Linked DNA regions of Homo sapiens: region 2 is linked to region 1. Evidence: chromatin contacts called from ENCODE Hi-C or POLR2A ChIA-PET data. All regions are on one chromosome and are shown on one strand. Each heading gives the region's core, a stretch centred on a gene start or an enhancer-like site at or near the end of the contact. The rest is flanking DNA. Distances are from core to core; before and after follow the strand shown. Region 1 overlaps LOC105374140 (a long non-coding RNA gene). Region 2 overlaps LOC105374140 (a long non-coding RNA gene).

What was found. Hi-C counts contacts between places; a loop is a spot of excess contacts on that map. ChIA-PET counts read pairs that join two places held with the same protein, here RNA polymerase II (POLR2A). Pooled maps may share reads with other maps.
Region 2: a loop to region 1 is called in a map of PC-9, with 2.4 times the contacts of the local background. The contact joins two enhancer-like sites. A Hi-C loop is called at or near these places in 1 of 168 maps with a recorded cell type or tissue (PC-9) and 1 of 50 pooled maps. POLR2A ChIA-PET finds 5 or more read pairs at or near these places in 1 of 52 experiments (activated CD4-positive, alpha-beta T cell).

The regions. Positions count from the first base shown.
Region 1 is chr3:144,321,898-144,326,023 of GRCh38, reverse strand. All of the region lies in intron 3 of LOC105374140 (a long non-coding RNA gene), which reads right to left. Among named protein-coding and RNA genes, the nearest start is that of DIPK2A, 350 kb to the right of the region's middle. Within about 2 kb of position 1,748, at least 2 of the 41 ENCODE cell types and tissues checked have a DNase peak (open chromatin) inside an H3K27ac peak, as active enhancers do.
Region 2 is chr3:144,360,191-144,364,316 of GRCh38, reverse strand. All of the region lies in intron 3 of LOC105374140 (a long non-coding RNA gene), which reads right to left. Among named protein-coding and RNA genes, the nearest start is that of DIPK2A, 390 kb to the right of the region's middle. Within about 2 kb of position 2,081, at least 2 of the 41 ENCODE cell types and tissues checked have a DNase peak (open chromatin) inside an H3K27ac peak, as active enhancers do.

The DNA of each region.
Region 1 (4,126 bases), core at 499-2,998:
TATGATTTAGTTTCTTGCTTTTTATTTTTTGTGTATTAGTTGCATGTTTCTTGAGGCTACCATGAGGCTTGAAAATACTATCTTATAACCCATTACTTCAACTTGATAACTACGTAACAGTTTACATAAACAATCAAATAAATAAGAAAAAGAAAATCAATAAAAACTCTATGCCTTAACTTTATTCCCCCACTTTTTAACTTTGTGTTGTTTCTATTTAAATCTCATTGTACTGTCAATGTCTTGACAATTGTTATTATTTTATATTGGTTCATTGGCTAGTCTTTTCATTTGGAATAAAAGTAGTTTACACATCACAATTACAGTGTTACAATTTTCTGGGTTTTTCTGTGTACTGTTACCAGTGAGTTTTATACCTTCAGGTGATCACTTCTCATTAAAGTCCTTTTCTTTCTGACTGAAGTACTCCCTTTAGCATTACTTGTAAGACAGGTCTGGTGTTGATTAAATACCTCAGCTTTTGTTTGTCTGGGAAAGTCTTTATTTCTCCTTCACGTTTGAAGAATATTTTCAACAAATATACTATTCTAGGGTAAAAGTTTCTTTCCTTCAGCACTTTAAATATGTCATGCCACTGTCTCATGGCCCGTAAGGTTTCCACAGAGAAGTCAGCTGCTCCATTGTATGTTATTTGTTTCTTTTCTCTTGCTGCTTTAGGATCCTTTCTTTATCTTTGACCTTTGGGAGTTTCACTATTAAATGCCTTGAGGTAGTCTTCTTTGGGTTAAATCTGCTTTGTGTTCTACAATCTTCTTGTACTTGAATATATAGATATCTTTCTCTAAGTTGGGGAGGTTTTCTATTTTTATCCCTCTGAATAAACTTTCCACCCCTATTGCTTTCTCTACCTCCTCTTTAAGGACAATAACTGTTAGATTTGCCCTTTCGAGGCTATTTTCTAGATCCTGTATGTGTGCTTCATTGTTTTTTTAATAATTTTTTCCCTTTTTCTCCTCTGACTGTGTATTTTCAAATAGCCTGGCTTCAAACTCACCAATTATTTCTTCTGCTTGATCAATTCTGCTGTTAAAAGACTCTGATGCATTCGTCAGTATGTGAATTGCATTTTTCAGCCCCTGAATTTCTGATTGATTCTTTTTAATTATTTCAATCTCTTCATTAAATTTATCTGATAGAATTCTGAAATCCTTCTCTTTGTTATCTTGAATTTCTTTGAGCTTCCTCAACACAGCTATTTTGAATTCTCCATCTGAAAAGTCACATATTTTTTGTTTTTTTCCTCCAGGATCGGTCCCTCATGACTTATTCAGTTCATTTGGTGAAGTCACATTTTCCTGGATGGTGTTGATGCTAGTAGATGTTCTTTGGTGTCTGGGCACAGAAGAGTTAGGCATTAATTGCAGTCTTCACTGTTTGAGCTTGTTTGTACCAATTCTTCTTGGGAAGACTTCCCAGATATTTAAAAGAATTTGAGGGTTGTGATCTAAGCTGTATCTGCTTTAGGAGGCACACTTAGCCCAGTAATGCCATGGTTCTTGCAGACTCATAGAGGTACGCCTTGATGATCTTGGACAAAATCTGAGAAAATTGTGTAGATTACCAGGCAGAGACTCGTTCTCTTCCCTTACTTTCTCTCAAACAAGCAAAGTGTCTCTGTGTTGTGACCTAAACTAGGGGTGGGTGGAGTGACAGAATCACCCCTTTTGCCACCACCACTATGACTGTGCAGGGTCAGACCTGAAGCTGACACAATACTGGGTGTTGCCCAATGCCTGCTATAACCACTCCCTGGCTACTCCCTTTGTTTGCTCAAGGCCCTGGGGATGTAAAATGAGCAGGTAGCAAAGCCAGTCAGGTCTGTGTCTTTCCCTTTAGGGTGGTGAGGGCCCCCAGCTCCCCGGTGGGTCCAGAGGTGCCATCTGGGAGTTAGGGACTATGGTCCAAAGCCTTAGAAATCTGCCTGGTGTTTTATTTTACTGTGACTGAGCTGGCATGCATACCACAAAGCACAGTCCTTTCCAGTCTTCCCTCCCCTCTCCAAAGGTAGAGGAGACTCACCCCATAGCCTCCACCACTACAGGTTATGAAGAGTGCTGCCAGACTACCACCAACTTTCCCTTAAGGCCCAAGGGCTCTTAAGTCAGCTTGTGGTGAATGTTTCCTGACTTGGGACTCACCCTTCAGGGAGTGGGCTCTCTTCTGGCCCAGGGCAGGTCCAGAGATGCCATCTAAGAGTCTAGTCCTGGATTTGGGGACACTAAGAGCCCATTTGGAGCTACACTTCTCTGTAGCCATGGTGGTTCCTAAATCCAGCAATTCTCAGAGGCTCGCTCAAGGCCCTTGAAGTAGCACCTGGGTATCACTACTTGTTATTCAGGGTCCAAGGGCTCTTCAGTTAACAGATGATAAATGCTGCCAGGACTGGGTCCTTTCCTTTGAGGCAGTGGGTTCCTTTCTGGCCTACAGTGTATCTAGAAATGTCATCCAGAAGCTATGGCCTGGGACAGGGGCCTCATGACTCGACTGGTGCCCTATCCTGCTGTAGCTATGTTGGTATCCACGATGTAAGACAAAGTTCTCCCCTGTCTTTCTTCTCCTCTCCTCAAGTGAAAAGAAGGGATCTCTTTGGGAGCTGCATGCTGTACAGCCTGGGGTTAGAGGAGGGGTGATGCCAGCACTCTCTTAGCCACCCTACCTAGTGCCTCAGCAGATCACACGCTCTATCCCAGTCCACTGTCTCTGGGCTCAGTTCAGCCCTAGGACTTGCCTATGAGTTGCAGTCCTTATGGCCTATGCTGGCTTTCAAAGTTATTTGGAGCACAGATCACTATAGCCCATGGCGACAAGGTTTGTAGAAACTAAAGTTCAGCCTGCTGGCACTGGTGATTCCCCTCTGGCTAGGGCTGGTTTAAATGCTCTCTCCATGGGCAGGCATCAGCTGAGTTAGGTCTGGTTTTCCTTTCTGCCCTAATAGGATAGCGCTGAGTTCAATGCCTCACAATTGCTGTGTTTTACCTCCCCCAGAGCCCAGAGATGCTCTCTGCAACCTGCCACCCTTGTCAGGGGGTGGTAGGGGTGGTGTCAGCAATTCAAGACTGTTTTATCTACCTCTTCAGCACCTCCTTCAGAGATACAGAATTAAAATCAAGTGCTATGAGTCCTCATACCTGACTTTTGGTTCTAATAAATGTTATTTTTCTATGTAGATAGTTATTAAATTGGTGTCCTTGTGGGAGTGTGGGGAGAAAATTGGTGAAGACTTCTATTCTGTCATCTTGCTCTGCTTCCCAAAAAATTGGAGTTTTTTGAGATATAAGATGAACTGCAACTAAGATTATTTAAACTTTTAATAAATTATTTTTCCTATCATCCTTTATTGTATTTCTTTGTCTAAATAAAATACCTTTTTTTCCCCATTGGTGCATGCCAATATAGGGTTAGACCATCTGTCATCAGCCATTTTCATCCTACTAATATATCATTTTAATCTTACTAGTAATGAATGTGGTATTTATGGTACAATATACATTGTGAGAATCCACAGAGACTGACAGTAGCTATTTCTGAAGACTATTACTAATTTTCAAGAAACTCATCACAAATGTGTACAAAGAGTGGCATTTTGCAAATAATGTATTGCCCTCTTTAATACAGAAATGACCTCTATATACCCAAGGGTCCCAGTTCTTCAAATAAGCTTCTCTCCATGCTTGAGAGCTGGGCATTTTATCAAATTAAGAAATTGATTTAATCTATGTTTAAATTGCCCTGAATTATTATCTGCCAGCTTTGCTTTTATTTTTAAGTGTTTGAAATGTAATTTTATTTCTTTTTTTCTTCAGAAAAAGAGTGATACTTCACAGTTCCTCTGAATTTTTAAGCAATTACTTTTACATGACCCCTATATTTCTGAACACCCTATCAAAAAATCAGTACAGTCTAATAACTAAGTCATAATTGGTTATTTTAGAGTGTATAATTTCATAATATGTTTTAATTTGTTTCAAATAGATTGATTTGCTATTAGATTCCATTTACAAAACCTTTCATACAGTTAATATTGATCCTGGTGTTACTGTGTTGGCGTCAGTACCTGCCATTAACTGTCTACATTTTTGTCTCATACCAATAATGCATAAACTAC
Region 2 (4,126 bases), core at 832-3,331, 38 kb before region 1:
ATAGGGAACCTATATAATCTTCATCCCACAGTTCTGAACTCATGTTAGGGAAGCAATCACAAAGTCTCACCCTTGTTCATTAGAATAAAATTTTTAAAAAATAGAAAATGCTTATTCTTGTTTTACTTCAGAGCACCTGCCACTGATGCACCCAAGTGTTGCTTTTTCCTGTTATCAACTTTAGGCCCAGCTGTCAGGTCCTCACACCTTTCCTCATTGTGACTCAAGGACTGTGGTGTTTTCATGTATTATGTTAACTCTGTGGTATTTTTAGCTCTGCCAGCTGAAGATGCCGGCCTTACTCATCCCTTCATCCCTCTTCCTAGTAGCTACATTCCACCTCCTCTTTTCTGAAAGGAAACATAGGTTGGGCACGGTGGCTCACACCTGTATTCCCAGCACTTTGGGAGGCCGAGGCGGGTGGATAACCTCAAGTCAGGAGTTCGAGACCAGCCTGGCCAACATGGTGAAACCCCGTCTCTACTAAAAATACAAAAAATTAGCTGGAAATTAGCAGGGTGTGGGGGCGGACACCTGTAATCCCAGCAACTCGGGAGGCTGAGGCAGAAGAATTGCTTGAACCCGGGAGGCAGAGTTGCAGTGAGCTGAGGTCCTGCCATTGCACTCCAGCCTGGGCAACAAGAGTGAAACTCCGTCTTAAAAATAAATAAATAAATAAAATAAAAATAAAAGGAAATATATCCTCTCTCTTTAACAATATAAGTTGTCTCTACTTTATTTTGTTCAGCTGGCAACTTCACATGAAAGCTGAAGTCAAGCAAAAGCAGAGAAAAACTGGCACCCTCTTCTAAAAGGTCTGGGCGGGGTGGGTCTGCTATCACTGCTGGCCAAGGATTCAAGAAAAACTATCCTCCCTATATTCCAGAAACTGTTCTTACTAAGGCTGACAATGATTCCCTAATATCAAAACCAAAAGATTCTTCTGGGCTTTCATCTTCCCAAAGATGACAGTTCACTTAGCACTGATGACCAGTACCTTCCTCCTTTGGTCTTCTTGACCACACACCCTTCTGGTTCTCCTTTTGCCTCACAAAACAATGGATCACTTATTCTCTGTTGCATGTAAAGATGCTTCCTGTCTAGCCCATAAATGATCCTGAGGCATTACACTGGCTTATCCTCTCTTTTTAACTAATATACTGTCCCTTCATATATGTTATCAGTTTCCTATAATAGCTAAAGACTTCCTCATCTCTATTTTCAGTCAGACCTCTTTCTAATGCTCCATGCTTGTATGCCCAACTGTCTATTCAATCTATTTGCATTCCAACTTTACCGCAGGAAATTTAAGCTCAACATGTCCAAAATTAAGTTCACCTCCTTCCACACTTTCCACTTTAAGAATGGTATCACTTTCTACTACCAAGAAATCAAAAGTACTATTAGGATCTCCTCTTTAAAAAAAATCAAATCCCATAGATTCCACCTCCTAATGTGTCCTTTGTGACTTCTCCTCCTCTCTCTCTTCTTACTAGTATTGCACTTGGGCATGTCTCCATGGTCTCTTGATCATGTGTCCCTGAATGGTCTCCCTCCCTCTCATCTTTTTTCCTTCTAATCAAACTTTACTAATATAATATTTTAAAAGACAAACAACATATTAGCTTAATGTCATTTTGTGGCTTCTCTTAGCCTAGCAGTTCTTAAACCTTAGTATGCATTAAACCACCTCAAAGCCTGGTTGAATCACCGATTATTGGGCCCCCTTTCTTAGAATGTCTGAATCAGTAGGTGGGGGTGGGCCTGAGCATGGGTATTTCTAAGATGTTCCCAGATGGTTCCCAGGTGGTTCCCAGGTGTTAATGCCGCTAAACTGAGACCACACTTTAAGAACCACTGTGTAGCCTACAGTATATATTTCAAACTACATGGCATGGTGTAAAAGACGTTGTCAACCCGTCTCTCCAGCCATATCTCCTGATCTCTAAATCTGATAAATGAGCTCCAGATGAATGAAAGTGACTCACTCCTTCTTGCCTCTGTGTTTAGCTTAGCTATTACTCCTTTCTATTTTTTTATTTGCCTGCCTATTTAACATCCACTCATGTTTCAAGCTCCAGCTCAAGTGTCACCATCTCATTATGGTATTTCCCAACATGGCCTCCTCCCCTCCTACTACATCCACACACTTGCTGGTAGAACTGGCTACTCCCTTCCTTACACCTCACATATGAACTGGAGTCTACTCTTGTCACAGAATATGTATAACTTCATAACACTTAACTTCCCATTTTCCCATTTAAATTCTAAGGTCTTGTGGGTAGAAACTCTCTTACTAGAATGTACACTTCCAGTATGTGGTAGACACATATTTTTTTGTAGACATTTAATATTTTGTTGTTGACTGAAAACAGATAAATTTGTGTTAAGTCATTTTTAAAGTCTGTTTTATTGTCCCATATACATTATTTTGTTAAACTTTGCATAAGGGAAACATGAATCTGAAAAAAATGCAAGAGTACTTTACCGTTTTAGTATAAGATAAAATGTGGACAAGATTAACAGAGAGGATTAAACTTTCTTTTTATTCTACATAATGAATTTAGACACTGAGAATTTGGCTAATGGAATATCAGGTCGTATAACTGACTGCATAGCAATTCCATAAGAAAAAAGAGACTCTAGTAATTCTATTGCATTCTTGGCTACATTGAGCAACGCCAGCATTAATTTATGATGCAAGTACCATGCTTATATAAAAAGGATCTAGGCCGTCTTTAAAATGAAGAGAAACAATTCACTCTAAATAGGGCATGGAGTGGGTGGAAGGTTTGGCTGTGAATATAAATTATTGAATTGCCAACCAAAAGAAAAACTTTATATTCCTACTGGGCCAGAGATACAAATCCCTGGATGTATCACAGCATATTACCAAATGTTTTGTATAGTTCATTTATTTATGCATTTATTATTTTTAAAATATCACACAAACTATAATAGCCAATAACGATAGTGTAAGATAGTATGCTAAGCACAGTGGGGAATTCAAAGAAGAGGTCAACATCACTCTTGTCCTATATCTCAACAGAGGCACTATTGGTATTTGGGTGGGACAATTCTTAATAGCCCAATGCATTCCAGGATGATTAGTATTCCTGTTACCCATTCACCAAATATTGATAGTATCCCCTAGGCAATGTGACCAAATACCTCTGCATATTCTCAAACACTTTCTAGGGATAGTAGCAGCCACAGTTGACTAGACCTACTATGAGGAAGGGGCCCACTGTAAAAAAATTGTGAGTCTCTCTCAGGACATCCCACCTCATTTTTAAGGGAATAAGGAGAAATTGAGAAGGAATATTTCAAATTTTCCTTGTTATAGTTTACACTCATGTGTTATTCATGTAACCCACTAATTAACAAGCTTACATGTGAATGGCAATGGTAATATCTAGTAATGAGTTATTTCTTGAATTGATATCAGCTATTGTAAGTTGGAGAATAAATTATTATCTGGTCTAGAATCAAACAACAGGCACTGAAGAAAATGTTTAATTTTCTATCAATGCATAAGATATTCAAATATGCTATGGCTATAGATAACAAGCTTATACTTATTTATGTAAACAAACTAGAAAAGGTGAGTAGACTTTGCCTCCTGATTTGGGTTATTTATTGTGTGATAGAAAATTTATTTTACTTGGTATACTCACATATTATTAAAACTTGTTTAATCAAAACAATATGAAATATGTTGATAAACCAGAATGTCAATTTGTTAATTTACAGTGGAGCCTAGATTTTGTGTTTATGTCTTCTCCTCAGGGCGATTTAATAAGCCAAAGTCATAATTAAAAGGCTCCGTCTCCACTGCTTCCACCTTTGGCCTAGTCTAGCCTGCTGTGATTGCATCTTAATCTGGCTCCCCGCATCTTGTTCACCCATTTTCAATCTGTCCTCAACTATTTATCCTTGTGATGAACGATCATAAACAAATCAAATGATGATTTTACTTCCTTGCTTAAATCCTTTTAAGCTAGCCCATTGCTCCTAGGATAAAAGGCCATGAAGATTTTTTTTTTCCTGAAAATAAACCTAAAGACTTAGTAGCTACCAGACCAGAACTCTAAAAACATCTAAGTTTTTCAGACTGAAAAGAAAT